Regions from separate parts of the Homo sapiens genome. Here region 1 is linked to region 2. A link is a contact called in ENCODE Hi-C or POLR2A ChIA-PET data. All regions are on one chromosome and are shown on one strand. The core of a region is the stretch at or near the end of the contact, and the rest is flanking DNA. Distances in the headings are between cores, read along the strand shown. Region 1 holds the start of ANXA5 (annexin A5). Region 2 overlaps TNIP3 (TNFAIP3 interacting protein 3).

Evidence for each region. A loop is a pair of places that touch in the nucleus more often than their neighbours do. ChIA-PET counts read pairs that join two places held with the same protein, here RNA polymerase II (POLR2A). Pooled maps may share reads with other maps.
Region 1: a loop to region 2 is called in a pooled map, with 2.6 times the contacts of the local background. The contact joins the promoter of ANXA5 here to the enhancer-like site in region 2. A Hi-C loop is called at or near these places in 4 of 50 pooled maps. POLR2A ChIA-PET finds 5 or more read pairs at or near these places in 3 of 52 experiments (WTC11 and activated T-cell).

What each region holds. Positions count from the first base shown.
Region 1 is chr4:121,695,725-121,698,424 of GRCh38, forward strand. It overlaps ANXA5 (annexin A5), which reads right to left and starts at 1,256. Exons shown (of 13, transcript NM_001154.4): 1 at 1,139-1,256; 2 at 857-900. The coding sequence starts at 865. RefSeq lists a silencer at 1,205-1,624.
Region 2 is chr4:121,138,494-121,141,200 of GRCh38, forward strand. TNIP3 (TNFAIP3 interacting protein 3) reads right to left here. Exons shown (of 11, transcript NM_024873.6): 10 at 131-191. Among named protein-coding and RNA genes, the nearest start is that of TNIP3, 24 kb to the right of the region's middle. Within about 2 kb of position 1,263, at least 3 of the 41 ENCODE cell types and tissues checked have a DNase peak (open chromatin) inside an H3K27ac peak, as active enhancers do.

The DNA.
Region 1 (2,700 bases), core at 6-2,505, 560 kb after region 2:
AAACCCCGCCTCTACTAAAAATACAAAATTAGCTGGGCATGGTGGGGCGCCTGTAATCCCAGCTACTTGGAAAGCTGAGACACGAGAATTGCTTGAACCCGGGAGGCAGAGGTTGTAGTGAGCGAGATCACTACGTCACTGGACTCCAGCCTGGGCGACAGAGTGAGACTCCGTCTCAAAAAAAAAGGAAAAAAAAAAAACAGTAAAGAAAGCCTGTAGTAGATTATCAATTTCTGAAACAGTCCCAAGGCAAATTCAATTGAGAACTCGTTCCACGAGTTCATTGCTTAAGAAAAACAGCGCTTGTGTTTAATCTTTTGGATTAAAAAAAAAATCAGAGCCTACGTCCTACAGTTTTAGTAAAACTGGGCTGAGCAACTGGAAAAAGCCAATGCTCAATCACAGTATTAAAATACAGAAAACTTTGCGGAAAAAAAATAAAGGAAGTCGGGGGGCGGGGTGGGGGGGGAATGCGTTCGCCTCACATGACCACGATGAGCTGTTCTTGCTCCGGTTCTAATTTGAGCTACTCTCTGGATTTTGGGGAAGGCCCACTTTTACACATTCACTCATGAAAAGGGAGCGCACACAAATCCGGCCACGTCACCAGCTGTTGCGCGCGAAGGCAGCTTGGCGGCGTCGGTGCTGGTTCCGGAGGGCGCTCAGCGGGAAGAACCGGGACACAGAAACGGGGGCAGGGAAGCAAAGGGGGAACAAGAAAAGTGGAAGCGATGTCCCCAAAGCAGGTTCCCTTTCCTCCTAAACTTTTTGGCTCTCAGACAAATCCTAAAAGTCCCTCGTCGCAGCATACAAAGTTGTGGGTAAATCCAGCGCAGTGGGGGGCGCACGGCCTTACCTGTGCCATGGCGACTACTCAGGTCAGGGGAAGGTGAAGCAGGACTGCAAAAGAGAAGAAACCTCGGGCTTAGCGCGCCATTTGCAACTCGTGCCCTCCCCAAGCGCAGGTCCGCGGGGACCCGGCGGCGCTCAGACAGCCCGGAGGGCCCCGCCACGGGGCCGACCCGCCCTCTCGCAGCTACCGGGACAGCTCTCGGCCGAGCGTCCGCGCGAATCCAGTGCCCCGCGACCACGCTCTCCTCTCCAGAAGGAGCCCCCTCCCCGGGCTGCGACCACTCACCCAGACTGTGGGACCCAAGTGCCCCGAAACCCCGGGAGAGCGGCGGAGAGCCGGGCGACGGTACGCGGGGCGACGCCGAGATGCAGACGCTGAAGGATCCGGCAGCTGCACCTAGACTGATCCAAGCAACGGAAACGCCAGCGGCCCCACCCCGGCCCTGCCCGGCTTGGCCCGTCCCACCCCCGCCAGGGCCCCAACCGCAGGCCGGCCGCGCCAGCCGGGCCCGCCCCTGCCCCGGCCTCAGCGCGCCTGCGTGGGTCGCGGCTCGTCCCAGTTGGTCTCCCGCGGCGCGGACTGTCCCGCTGGTCTCGCGGGCCTGGGTGGGGAGCGGCCGCAGAGCTGCTGGAACCAGGAGGAGGCGCCGCTCCCCCGAGGGCCCCGGAGACCTCTTGTCCTCGCGCCGCGGGAAGGGCCTGGGGAGCTGTCCAGGGCTCGGGGTTTTGGAGGTGCTTGAGCCTCCCTGCCCTCTGTGACCGCAGGAACCGTAGCCTCACTTGGGTGCTCAACATAGTGCGTGGGCGTCTTTTTGGAGGCGAGACAAAATCATCGCAGCTAAGGACAGCGCGCCTTTGTCGATGGGATAGAAAAAACGTGAAAGGAGGGCCGTTTCCCAAGTTGTTTTTGTTTCTGTTTTGTTTTGTTGTTTTGTTGTTGTTTTAATGCCTATTATTGCTTCCTAGATGGCCCTCTCTTAAATGTACAGCCTTCTAGTAGCGTATGTGGGCTATTTGAAAACCTCTGCTTCCAATCAGTTTCTGTTTTCAAAACTAGCCTAGAACTTTAATATGACTTAAATTTGAGCAATGCCTCATATTGGTTCAACATAAAATATATGAGTATATGAGAGAGAGGGGGAGGGAGGGAGAATCTACAGCGTATTGTACTAGCATGGTGCTGTGTTCTGTGAAAGGGCTTTATATGCAAAGCAGCCCCCAAACGCGAAGGAGTCAAGAAACCAAAGAACGAGACAGACAAATCCAGTCTGTAGGTAATAGGGGTGCTATTGGAGGATGTGGTAGACAGAAGCGTGGCCTTGGGCGGCGGCAAGCAGATAAATTTCTGCACTGTTACTCCCCAGACCCTGGCCTTATATACCGTAAGGAAAGAGTATACTGCTCTGTGCAAGACAATTAAAGGCAGCCCTCCGGAACAGGTGAGAATGCCGTATGCTTCATAGCCTACAATGTGGGCAATAGCATCAAGGTTGACATGTTCTTATGCTAAGGACAGTTTAAAAAAAAAATCCTAGGAATCAGGAGGTATTCATGGGACTGGGGTTATTAAAGGTCAACATGGCGGATTAGCATCCGGGATATAATCACTTTTGTCTCCATATGCTGGAAAAGGAAAAGTAGAAGACACAGGGACCTTCTCAGACTTACTGGTGTGGGGAGGGAAGGTGCCAGGGCAGAGGGGGCAAGAGGACAAGTTTGCGACACTAGATGCAGTGTTCTAGACATATGCTAGAATGGGAAGGGCAAAGTGCTTCTCAACGTGGAGGTTAAGGGTAAGAGATGAGGATCTAGTCTTCTTTGAGAATGAGGAAGAATAAATTAAATGGA
Region 2 (2,707 bases), core at 13-2,512:
GTTATGTATGTAACACAACTTTATAGTAAGTCCTCCCCAAGTACGAATGAATGTATGTTGAGTAAACATCCCCAAAAGATCCCATTAAGATGTAAACATGAAAGAATGCTCAATACAGCTGTGGTCTCACCATTTGCCTTGTGTTGTACATCTGGCGGAAGCTGGTCAAGAGCATACCACTGATAGTCTGGCTGTGTGGAACAATACAACATTATTATAGCAATATGGACTTCAAATATAGTGGCATGTCAAAAATACAATTAGGCTATGTGGCTTTTATTAAGCAGGCAACACAAAAGTAATTTCTATCCAAACCTATTGCCAACCTCACTCATCCTGCTTACCCCCCATCACTGCCATCATCTCTCCCTACCCCCTCTTAAATCCACTCTGTGTTTGGCCAGAATTTCTACCACTTTGAGGTTGTGACATATTTTCTTTCTTTTTTTGAAACAGATGTGTTTTGAATATCTGCAGAAGTATAAACACTTGTAAAACTTACTACAGCCCATCAATAAAACAAAGCAACTTAGCATCAACAAATACTCTTTTTGAGACCCTCACACTAGAGGCAATGAGAAGGCCAGGAAAAAAAGTTTAATACAAGTTTTCTAATGGTTTAAGGAAGAAATTTAAGCTATTAAATGGGGATTTGGCATTGACAGAAGTTCAGGATGGTGAAGCAGGGCAAATCTTTCCCTTTTTGCTGTTGTGAAGAACCGATCCAGCAGAACCTATCCTCTAAATTGCTCATATAGTTTAGTCTACAGAGACAAGATTTTTCTCTTGGGATTTTCTCCTAGGTTTACACCAGTTAAGAACAGCTAGATATTGAATGTCGAACAAATTGCATTGAATAAATAGTAAACCCATAGGCCTGAATCATCAAGATATCTCCAAGGCCAGCACCTCTGTATTTAACGCTTAGGAATGGAGCAATCTCAGCTTTACCTGCCCACAAAGCAGGTCTGTCTTTCTGCTCTGAATGCTCACCCCTGCCTCCTACTTCTCCACAAGACACAGAGAATATAGATTTTTTTGTTGTTCTGTAATTCAATTATCTCCTAAAAATAACTTGAGGAAAATTTTTCTAACATGAGCCAACAGAGAGCATTTACAAGGCTGCCAGACCACTGAAAGTAGCCCAGAAAGTTCAATTACTCAATAAGACACTGAGAAATGCTGCTTTTAGTGCAGTTTGACCCCACTGTACCCCTACTCTAGACACCTAGGCCCTTGGCTCCTCTGGCTTATGAAAAAGCTAGAAGAGGAAATGAGATCACCTCTGTTTTTTATCTTCTCGTTTATTTTTAGATGTCTCAAATAACACATAGGATAAGTGACGTGAGCCTCAGTTTTATATTCCAGGAGAGTTGCCAAGAGAAGGTAAATATCCTGTAATGTTACCAACACTATAGCATGTGACTTAATTCAGCCTTCGATATAGACAAGAAACATGAAATATTATTTTTAAATTAACTTTGAGGATTTGGTTGTAAACTCTACTGTTATGCTGAGATTTTTTTCATCTGACTACTGCTTGAAAATGTAGGCCATTCTGGCCAGGCGCAGTGGCTCATGCCTGTAATCTCAGCACTTTGGGAGGCCAAGGTGGGCGGATCATGAGGTCAGGAGTTTGAGACCAGCCTGGGCAATATGGTGAAACCCCATCTCCGCTAAAATTACAAAAATTAGCCACGTGTGGTGGTGTGTGCCTGTAGTCCCAGCCAGTCGGGAGGCTGAGGCAGGAGAATTGCCTGAACCCAGGAGGTACAGGTTGCAGTGAGCCAAGATCGCACCACTGCACTACAGCCTGGATGACAGAGCGAGATGCCTTCTCAAAAAAAAAGAAAAAAGAAAAAAAGAAAGAAAATGTAGGCCATTCTACATGGCTTGGAGTCCTTTTTCAAATATAGGCCTTTATTTGGTGACAATTTTATGTGACCTGGACTGCCTTGCCTTTTTTAATTGACATGGACTGTTTGATGAGCTATAGTAGGTGAATTCCTTCCTTCTTTCCATAAAGAAATATTTGACTGAAACAATAATTTGTACTCCTAGGTAAATGTGAATGACTGATTGGTTTTATAGTTAACCTTTCATAAGAATATTTCTCCAATCCCCCAACCTGTAGAAGCCAACTCCTATAGGTTAATTCACTCCTACAGTAAATTTCTCTTTATGTTTCTCACAATCTGAGTTGACTTCTACATTCTTGAAAAAAAAATTTAATGTTATTGGTAAAGACTGAAAAGTAAGCAAACAGGTAAAGAAAAAAAAGGAAAAGGGGGAGGGAGAGCAGACAGAACTAGCAACCCGCAATAACATGAAAAGACTCAATTCTTAGCGGTGTGCTGTGTCATACCAGGGTCAAATAAGAGATGCTCATTAAATCCTCACATTCCTTCAGCCACCCAAAGAGTCATTATCTCCTCCCTTGGGAAAAGGGTTTTGAGTCACACTCGAACAAAAGTATGAGAACTTTCAGGAAGCCAAGAGAATCATGTTCTCTGTAAGCATTCTGGTAGGAAAATCCCAGTTAAAAATCTTAGATTTTTTCATCATGAGAAACACAATTAATCAAACCTAAAGGGTAGCGGGATTTGTCTGGGTAAATCCAAAATGCAGAAAATGCATATTTTTTTCCTGGATAAATTTCTATCTATGTAGGCAAAATAAAAAGTAGAGGAGGGTAGGTGGAATACTG